Regions from separate parts of the Homo sapiens genome. Here regions 2 and 3 are each linked to region 1. Evidence: chromatin contacts called from ENCODE Hi-C or POLR2A ChIA-PET data. All regions are on one chromosome and are shown on one strand. Each heading gives the region's core, a stretch centred on a gene start or an enhancer-like site at or near the end of the contact. The rest is flanking DNA. Distances are from core to core; before and after follow the strand shown. Region 1 holds the start of EML6 (EMAP like 6). Region 2 overlaps EML6 (EMAP like 6). Region 3 overlaps SPTBN1 (spectrin beta, non-erythrocytic 1).

Region 1 (2,807 bases), core at 81-2,580:
GCCTGTTTTGTCTCAAAACAAAACAAAACAAAAAGAACAACAAAAACTTACTGTCTTTATATAATTCATTTGGCACTGTTTTATGGCACGACATCATTGATCAACTATATTTTTGCTTCTATCTCAAACCTTTCTCAGGCCGTGTTTTTGTTTTTGGCAGTGTTCTTGTTGCCTAGCACAGTGCCATCTCACTTATTTGTTGATTCTGTTTCCTTAAAAACAAAGATGAGACCAATTCAAATCCTCATTACTGCGGGCAGCAACAAATCATCCAAACTCTGGCACTTCCAGTTCTTTCGAGCTTTCCTACCAGGTCGGAGGGTTGTCTTAAAACTTGAGGGAGATGAACTGAGTAAGCGATTACACTGAAAGCATGGGAGGGAAAGGACGTTCCAAACGTCCAATCCATCATCCTTTTGCAGCCTCTTAGTCACTGGGATTTTGAAATCTCTTTCCAAAGACTAGCTATGGCCCTAAATTGGAAATAGGCTACTTGAGAACACAGTGGATTCATAGTTCATCTCGGGCAGTTTTAGGAGAAATGCCACCAGCTTCTGCGTTTGAAGGCCAAGGTTAGCTGTTCATGGCGTGAGCACCTTCCTGCTTCCAACCTCCGGTTATCTGTAAATACCCAAGTCCTCTAATTTAGGACGCAGGTCATGGGAAGACGCTGGTTCTTAGGGCAGAAGTGAGCTCACATTCCCAGCATTTTTCTTAAACTTGGCAGAACTGCACTTTAACAAATTAAAATCCATGTGAATGAAAAGGAAAACTTAAGTAGGAAACAAACTTAAGCTTGAGTCAGTTACAGCATGGTGAGGATGTCGGTTACAGCAACACTCAGAGACCGATGAAGGAGAAATTCCAGTGGTGGGCTGGGAGACCGTCTCCATTCCAACTCCACCGCTTTTCTCTACAGAGACCCACGCACGCCAGCTCCCGCCTCAGTCACAAGGGAACGCCCGCGTGGGCAGGCAATCGTCCTTGGTGAGCCGGGATCTCCTCACCCCGAGAGCCGCAGGCTCCGCTGACGCCGGTACAGGTCTCGCTGCGACTCCCTCTGGGCGCGCGGAATCCTGGGACTTGTGGTCCCTTCCGCGCGCTGTCCGCCCTAACCGGCGCAGAGAGGACTACACTTCCCAGGATGCGTCGGGGGAAGAGGCCACAGGGACAGGCAGAGGGAGGGGGCGGCCCCAGTCCTCCGGGGCGTCGCTGTTTCCAAGCGGCGAGATCTCGCCTAGTAACCGGCAGCTGAGGTTCACTAGCGCGGCGTTGTGGCCCCGCCCCCGGAGCCCCGGCTGGAGGAAGAACCTGTCTCCCGCGGCGCCCCAGTGACGAAGTCCATCCCCGGGTGCGGGAGGCGGGGAGGGGAGGGCAGGCAGAGGATTTCGCTCGCTCGCCCGCGCGGGATCCGGGACGCGCCGGTGGCGTCCGCTGGCAGCAGAGGTTAGAGGCAGAGAGCGCGCGGATGCTCCGCGGGCGAGGCTGGTTCGAGAGTGGGAGGAGTGCAGGGCGCCGCCAGGGCGGCAGTGCGCGCGGGCCGAACAGTCCTGAGGGCGGGCATCCCTCGCGCAGCGCGCCGACCCCCGGGACGTGTGCGTCTGTGGGGGGTTGCTGTCCCCCGGGTCCCTCGGGCGACCCCTCTCCACGCTGGGCTCAGGGCAGGACCCGGGATTCCGTGGGACCCGGTGTTTAGCGCAGAGGTTTCTGGGGAGAAGTACACGATTTTTGCCACTTGTTATTTGATTTCTCCTCGACCAGGAGCGTTTGTAGGTAGCGCACTCCCTCCGACTGCACTAGTGCCTCGTTTCTTCCGAGTAAGACAATCTTTCATGATGCGGATTGGAGTTGCTGATCAATGAGAGCTGCTAAGTTCTTTATGGCTTTCTCGGTGAAGAGAAGGTTCACGGAGGATATGATTATTAAACACACACATGAAAACTAATTGGAGCATCTAAAAAATGACCATTGCATATTCGCCCTCGCTTATTAGGGAAACAGCAAGCGTTCCTTCAAATCGCATCAGCAACTGCCAGGCAGCAGCATTTACGCATATTTCATATCATTAAGGAGATGGAACTGGAGAGAGAAAGCGGGAGTAGGGGACAATTTTTAAAAATACCCAACTTGGTTTAGTTTGGGGATAATTTTCTTGGATTGGGTGACTTATGCGAAAAATCTGTTTCTTTCTTCCTCGCTCTCGCTTCCTGGATATAGACTGTCAATTTCGGATCCAAAGACGGCGATGGCAGAGCTCACCCGGGTTGCCTGTCAAATCAAGGCTATCGCAGAATAAATCCCGCCGCCTGCCGCGAAGCCCCGGCGCACCGCAAACTTCAGTGAGCGAACTGGGTGATCGCTGTTGGGATATGCAGATTCCTGATGTAAAAGGCGGGGTGGCCCCCCCGAGAGCCTCTCCCGGGGGCCGGAGCCCGCAGGTGCAGTGAGGCGCGCGCGCCGGTGCCGGCGCCCCCAGAGCCGCCTTGCCCGGGTAGAGGGAGCCCGGCGCCCGGCGGGGTCTGGCGGCCGCACACCGGCGGCGGCGGCTTGTCTGCGGCGGCTGCAGCGGATGATGGTGGCGGCCGGCCCGCTGGGCTGTGCCTGTGTGTCGCCGCGGAAATCAGCGCCCTGCGCCGCGCGCTGAGCCCCTGCAGGTCCGCCGCAGCCCCAGCCTCGGCGAGGACGGCCCCGGCGCGCGGGGGGGCGGGGGGCGCGCGGGGTCGGCTTATCATGGCGGATCGGACGGCGCCCCGCTGCCAGCTCCGGCTGGAGTGGGTGTACGGGTACCGGGGTCACCAGTGCCGCAA
Region 2 (2,807 bases), core at 167-2,666, 140 kb after region 1:
CTCCACCTGTTAAATGGACATTTCTTGGTAGTAAAGTATAAATACACAGTAAACAACAGATGGGTTTTTATATGCGTTTAAATGGTACAATCAGCAGCACGTTTTAGGTCCCAAGTTAGACCAAGATTGATCTTTGCTCTGTATCTCAGATCTGTTAAGATGCATGAAGCTATGAAGTGAATGTGATTCCAAAGAGGGATTTCAGGAGAAAATTGTCATGACTCATGAGGTCCACATTTTTCAACTGTCAGAATCAGTAAGAGATTTCTGGCCTTAGAAGAAATAAAACAAACTATTTTATTTATATTTTACTGATACTTAATTTCCTTTAAAATTTACTGATATATTTTCTAGACATTAAGAAAACAGTAACAAATCAAGAAAGATTATTTTAAAATCCCAATTATTTAAAAAATAGTTCATATTAGTTTTATTCATTAGGAAAAAGTAATATTCATTCTCATGTCTTAAGTTTTCAAAGACATTTTATTGAAGCAATTAAAGATTTTACAAGAATGTCAAGATGCTGATATTTTTGGAACCTGATGAAAGGCATCTCACCCAGATGTTTCTGTTGTACTTTAAGGTTTACAAAGAAGATCTACCTCAGCTAAAGCAACAAAGTAAAGAGAAAAACCACGCAGTGCCCTTCCTCAAACGAGAAAAGGCTCCTGAGGACAGCTTGAAACTCCAGTTCATACACGGGTGGGTGGCCTGTCATGGGCGCCCGTATGTGTTCCTCTGTCTCTGCCTGGCTGTCACCAACCTTAGCACCAGGCTTAAGGGATCCCCTCCCCTCAGTGTCGTCCTCCTCCTGGCTAGCTCTTCTCTGCAATGTGCACTTGTACCTGTGGTTGCTATTTTAAGTGTGACTCTCTATCCACTTCCCTCGTTGATGTTCTGTGGCCATCACAGTGTGATTGTCTCTAGATTTCTCAGACTTCATATAATTCCATGACTTAAAGGGTGCTGCTGCTCATTGCTGCTGCACTTCTTTCTCATCACCATCTTCACTTCCTCTTTCTCCTTTCCCCTAATCCCCTGCTGTGTTTTGCTGGCTCCACCATAGGACAGTATTTTCTTCAAATATTTTCTGCACATGTGCCCAACATAATTTTGAATTTTGTAAAATTATATGCACCCTTGCATATTTTAAGTAGACAACTAAAACTTTTTAATGTCGGTTTAAATGGCTGAGAAGATACTATCTGTATTATGAATACATCAGTCCTTTAAATGGATGCAAAGGAACCTAAATGCCATAAATGTTTGATTCTCACTATGATCAACTTAAAAAATATGTGAGACCAGACACAGTGGCTCACACCTGTAATCCCAGCCCTTTGGGAGGCTGAGGCAGGTGGATTGCTTGAGCCCAGGAGTTCGAGACATGGTGAAATCTCATCTCTACAAAAAACTAGCCAGATGTGGTGGCGTGTACCTCTAGTCCCAGCTACCCAGGAGGGAAGTTGAGGTTGGGGAATCACCTGAGTTGGGGAGGTCTAGGCTGCAGTGAGCTGTGATCTTGCCAGTGCACTCCAGCCTGGTTAACAGTGAGGCCCTGTCCCAAAAGGGGAAAAAAAATACCTGAAGAAGTCCTTCTAAAACAGGAAGCTATTTTACATCATTCATATTTCTACCTAAGTTCACATTTCCATTCTAATTTTCCCATAAAATTTTACCCTAACATAATCTTTTTATGCTTGAGAGTCCTTTGTCACCATGTCATACCCTCTGCAAGAAAAAAAATTTTTCTGTGGTCCTAAGACTCTAACTCAGCCCAATACAATATCCACTAGCCACACACAGTCACTGAGCACTTAAAATACGGCTATTCTGAAAAAAGATGTTCTGCATGTGTAAAATGCACACCAATTTTGAAGACTTACTATGAAAAGAGGAATGTAAGATATCTCATAAGTTTTTATATTGATTACATGTTGATATAGTAATATCTTAGATGTGTTTTGGGTTTAAAATGTTACTGAAATAAATTTTTTTTTCTAATATGGCAACAAATTTTTAATTAGGAGGATCATGTTATTTTTCTGTTAGTGTTGCTCCATTAACAGTTTATTTGAATTATAGTTATTAGTAAAGTCGACTAAATCAACATGAATATATTACTAATTGTGACATATAATTATTAAGCACAGAAAAATTTTGTTGGAAATTATTTTAATATGATGGATTGGTTTTCAGTTGCAAGATCTGTGCATTTATATTACTTACTGTTAGAATGTAACAAAGTTTAATATTGAGTCTATTCTCAGTTCTCATTTTTGTATAGATGTAAGCAGTGAGAAAGTTTATTCTCTTAAATAATTAGGTAAGAATGGAGGCCATTTTATAGCAATGTTATTCAATTCTTCAGACTCCTGTGATAGGCCAAAAAAGTCATATTTGATTTTGATATATCACAAAAAATAATCTTTCAGCTGGTAATTCCATTAAGTCTCTGTACAATTTTGTTGAAAGCAAAGAATTGGAAATCACTTGATTTGCAGGATTCCTTAGCCAGTCATTAGAGTTGTTTTCTTTCAACATGCATACTTGTATTTTGAATTGTTCCTTTGTTTTGGTGCCCCTGGAAGGGTCTGTGTCCCGGAGTAATACAGTGTAATAGGATTCCAGATGGAGGAGAGGAATGGCTTTCTGCAGTGGGCGGAAGGCATTTATGAGAGGGGAGATGGGAAAGGAATACCTGTGCCTCATCACAGATGTGTTCTCAGATGATCGTTTTTAAGAAAAAGCGCACACAACAGCTGAGGATCTGCTAACAGATTCTGTTACAATGTTCAGTGCCC
Region 3 (2,807 bases), core at 116-2,615, 150 kb before region 1:
TTGGCACCAGGGACTGGTTTTGTAGAAGACAATTTTTCCACAGATAGGGTGGAGGAAATGGGGAGTTGGTTTCGTGATGAAACTCTTCCACCTCAGATCATCAGGCATTAGATTCTTATTAAGGAGTGGTAACCTAGATCCTTTGCATGCACAGTTCATGATAGGGTTTGGCTCCTGTGAGAATGCTGCTGCTGATCTGACAGGAGGCAGAGCTCAGGCAGTAATGCTTCCCATCCACCACTCACCTCCTGCTGTGTGGCCGGTTCCTAATAGGTCACGGGCCAGGACCAATACCGGTCTGTGACCTGGGGGTTGGGGACCCCTGACTCGGTGATTCAGCAGTTGATTTGGGATCCTCTGTCTTTGTTCCTCCTCCCTCAGCGGGAATTCACAGTGTAACTCATTTGCTAAGGTTTTCTGCGTTAGAAACAGAACTCCTTTTGGACTACTAGGAGACATGGTCATTAGAATAATTATGATTCTTAGTATGACTCAACCCCTTTTTAATATTCAGCCTTATGGAGGGCCTCTGCCTGCGGCTCTTTGCTCAGGCACTAGGGCCACAGGGGTGTAATTTCTATCTCTGCCCTCAGGAAGCTCACAAACAAGTCAAGAGACAGGAAAACGGATCCTGTTTTTCTAATGGGATTTGAATGGATGTATTTATGGGAGGGGGGTGCTTTGTACACCTGCAAAACAGAACACCAGCCCTCCCTTCTCCTCTGGGGTTGCTGTGAGAATCAGTTAGAATAATGTGCATGAACCCCGTATGGAAAATACAAACTCATAATTAAATCTAAGAAATTTTTGTGGGGGGACACAAATGTTGGGGTTGTCTTTGTTCTCAGGTCCCCTCAACTGGTCTAATGAAGGAAACAGACACCTTTCCAGTAACAATAGCCAACATTTATTGGACACTTATGTACCAGACTGTGCTATTTATGACATACATTATCTAATTTCACAATCAGAAGAATGCTAGAGATAGGGTCAGGCGTTATCTCTGTTTACAGATGAGGAAAGCAAGGCTTGGAGAGAATGCCATACAGTTATTAGTGTGGCGGAGCCGGCCTTTGCACCTGGCTGTTGACCACGCCCTAGCATTAAACCATTACCTCACACTGCTTCTCCGAGATAGTTATCTTCTTGGGATCATTTAGGTGTGGCAGGATCTGGAGGGAGCAGTTGGACCCAAGTCTCCTAGCAGCAGCCTACACGTTTCTTGAGTCTGTTTTGAAACAACTTCCTTAGCCCTAGCTGCGCAGAAAGCATCCTCCCCTCAGAGTGATGATTTTTATCATGTGGTTTCCTTCCTCCTGCCTTTGGAGGTCAGGTCTTCTCACCCAGGGTCAGAAAGCCCATCAGTTGCTGATAAGCTGCAGCACTTGAGTCACAGGGTGCAGGCCTGTGTTTAGAATGGGTCATGCTCATGTCAGGCACGTGGGGAATCAGTGATCCCATGAGAGCTCGATCAGTGCAGTCTGGTTTGGAATTGCAGGTCACACCCTTCCACCACTTTGCTCATGTGTCTACTGATGCCTGTGATGTAGTTAGTTAAACCACTGACTTCTTTCTCCTGCATCAAACATGACTTTTTGAAAAAGTGTGTGGGGGCTTTCCAGCATGAACCAGGCATAAACCAGGTACCTTCATGAACATATTATTTATCCCTTCAGTCACCCTGTGTGCTAGGTGGTATCATAACTGCTTTGTGGATTGAGGAACCTGAGGACCAGAAAGATGACTTGAGGTGGCAGCCTCATTTAGCCAGCAAGTAAGAAAATGGGTGATGGTGAACTTCTGCAGCAAGAGGGGGCCGTTTTCAACATTTCTGTGAATTCAAGGCGTGTGCTTCGTCTAAATAGGTGGAGACACGTAGGAAGGCATAGTGTATACATCCATCAGCACATGGGTAGATTTTGAGGTTTTTTTTGTTTTGTTTTAAATCCAGAGCGTTGTGTATTTGATCATTCTTGGAGATTCAGCCACATTCACAGGTGTTAAGTGTCACACCTAACCTAGCAATACAATACACAGCTGAAAGAAACCAGTCAGGTTTTCCCAATATCAATTTCTTTTTATTTTCTTTTCTGCAACTCCAGAGGATTCAATAATGTCAATTTCTGATAAAGCTTTTGCTATTGATGAGTAAATTCTTCCATTAAAAAGATAACAGTCTGCTAATTTGCTTATCATTGATGTTGCAAGAGCGTAACATTGGAGGGATGAGTAATGCATCTGCATATCTCGAAGGACAAAACTGACGTCCACCCACTTGTGGATACGGTATTTGGTAAAAGTAACTAAGGTAAAATTGCCTAAGGGCATTTAACTTGAGCCATAGCTTAAATTCAGGTGATATTGAGCGTTGACATATCAGGATTCTTTTGTACACAGAGACGTGGATGTAGACCCACTGGTAGCAATTGCAAAGGCTCTGGATTTTTAGCTGCTGGATGAAATACCTGCAGCTGAACATCTGTTATGATGCAATTAAGCAGTGACTCAGTGGCGTGAAGGCTCAGTTTCGATGTATCGGGAACTCCTTTGAATCTGTCCACAAACTTCTCAACCAAAAGGAGAGGAGAAATGTGTACAGACATTTGAGAGGCTGGGTCTCAACATGCCTCTGCCTAGGCAGTCATGGGAACCTGGTCTTTTCTCCTGAGACAGGAATTAACCTGTAGTACGAGAAACATGGTTGGATGAGTGGTTAAAGCAGGGCCCAGACTTTGGTACAGTTTAGGTTATGGTAGCAGGGATAGGGAGAGAGGTGGATGATGGTAATGGTCTGTGTTTTTTTCCTT

The links. A loop is a pair of places that touch in the nucleus more often than their neighbours do. ChIA-PET counts read pairs that join two places held with the same protein, here RNA polymerase II (POLR2A). Pooled maps may share reads with other maps.
Region 2: a map with no recorded cell type shows a loop between it and region 1 (4-fold over the local background). The contact joins the enhancer-like site here to the promoter of EML6 in region 1. A Hi-C loop is called at or near these places in 1 of 37 single-sample maps with no recorded cell type and 2 of 50 pooled maps. POLR2A ChIA-PET finds 5 or more read pairs at or near these places in 3 of 52 experiments (BJ, MCF 10A and PC-9).
Region 3: a loop to region 1 is called in a map of CD4-positive, alpha-beta T cell, with 7 times the contacts of the local background. The contact joins the enhancer-like site here to the promoter of EML6 in region 1. A Hi-C loop is called at or near these places in 6 of 168 maps with a recorded cell type or tissue (B cell, CD4-positive, alpha-beta T cell, CD4-positive, alpha-beta memory T cell and 2 more), 2 of 37 single-sample maps with no recorded cell type and 14 of 50 pooled maps. POLR2A ChIA-PET finds 5 or more read pairs at or near these places in 8 of 52 experiments (CD4-positive, alpha-beta memory T cell, HEK293, MCF 10A and 5 more).

What each region holds. Positions count from the first base shown.
Region 1 is chr2:54,722,332-54,725,138 of GRCh38, forward strand. EML6 (EMAP like 6) reads left to right here and starts at 1,331. Exons shown (of 42, transcript NM_001039753.4): 1 at 1,331-1,446; 2 at 2,218-2,807. The coding sequence starts at 2,731. RefSeq lists an enhancer at 864-1,083 and silencers at 1,224-1,713, 2,385-2,534.
Region 2 is chr2:54,866,180-54,868,986 of GRCh38, forward strand. EML6 (EMAP like 6) reads left to right here. Exons shown (of 42, transcript NM_001039753.4): 14 at 587-705. Among named protein-coding and RNA genes, the nearest start is that of EML6-AS1, 120 kb to the left of the region's middle. Within about 2 kb of position 1,417, at least 3 of the 41 ENCODE cell types and tissues checked have a DNase peak (open chromatin) inside an H3K27ac peak, as active enhancers do.
Region 3 is chr2:54,573,231-54,576,037 of GRCh38, forward strand. The region is part of intron 2 of SPTBN1 (spectrin beta, non-erythrocytic 1); the gene reads left to right. Among named protein-coding and RNA genes, the nearest start is that of SPTBN1-AS1, 16 kb to the left of the region's middle. RefSeq lists silencers at 1,268-1,427, 1,498-1,557. Within about 2 kb of position 1,366, at least 22 of the 41 ENCODE cell types and tissues checked have a DNase peak (open chromatin) inside an H3K27ac peak, as active enhancers do; they include B cell, CD4-positive, alpha-beta T cell, CD8-positive, alpha-beta T cell and 1 more, where a contact is called at or near this core.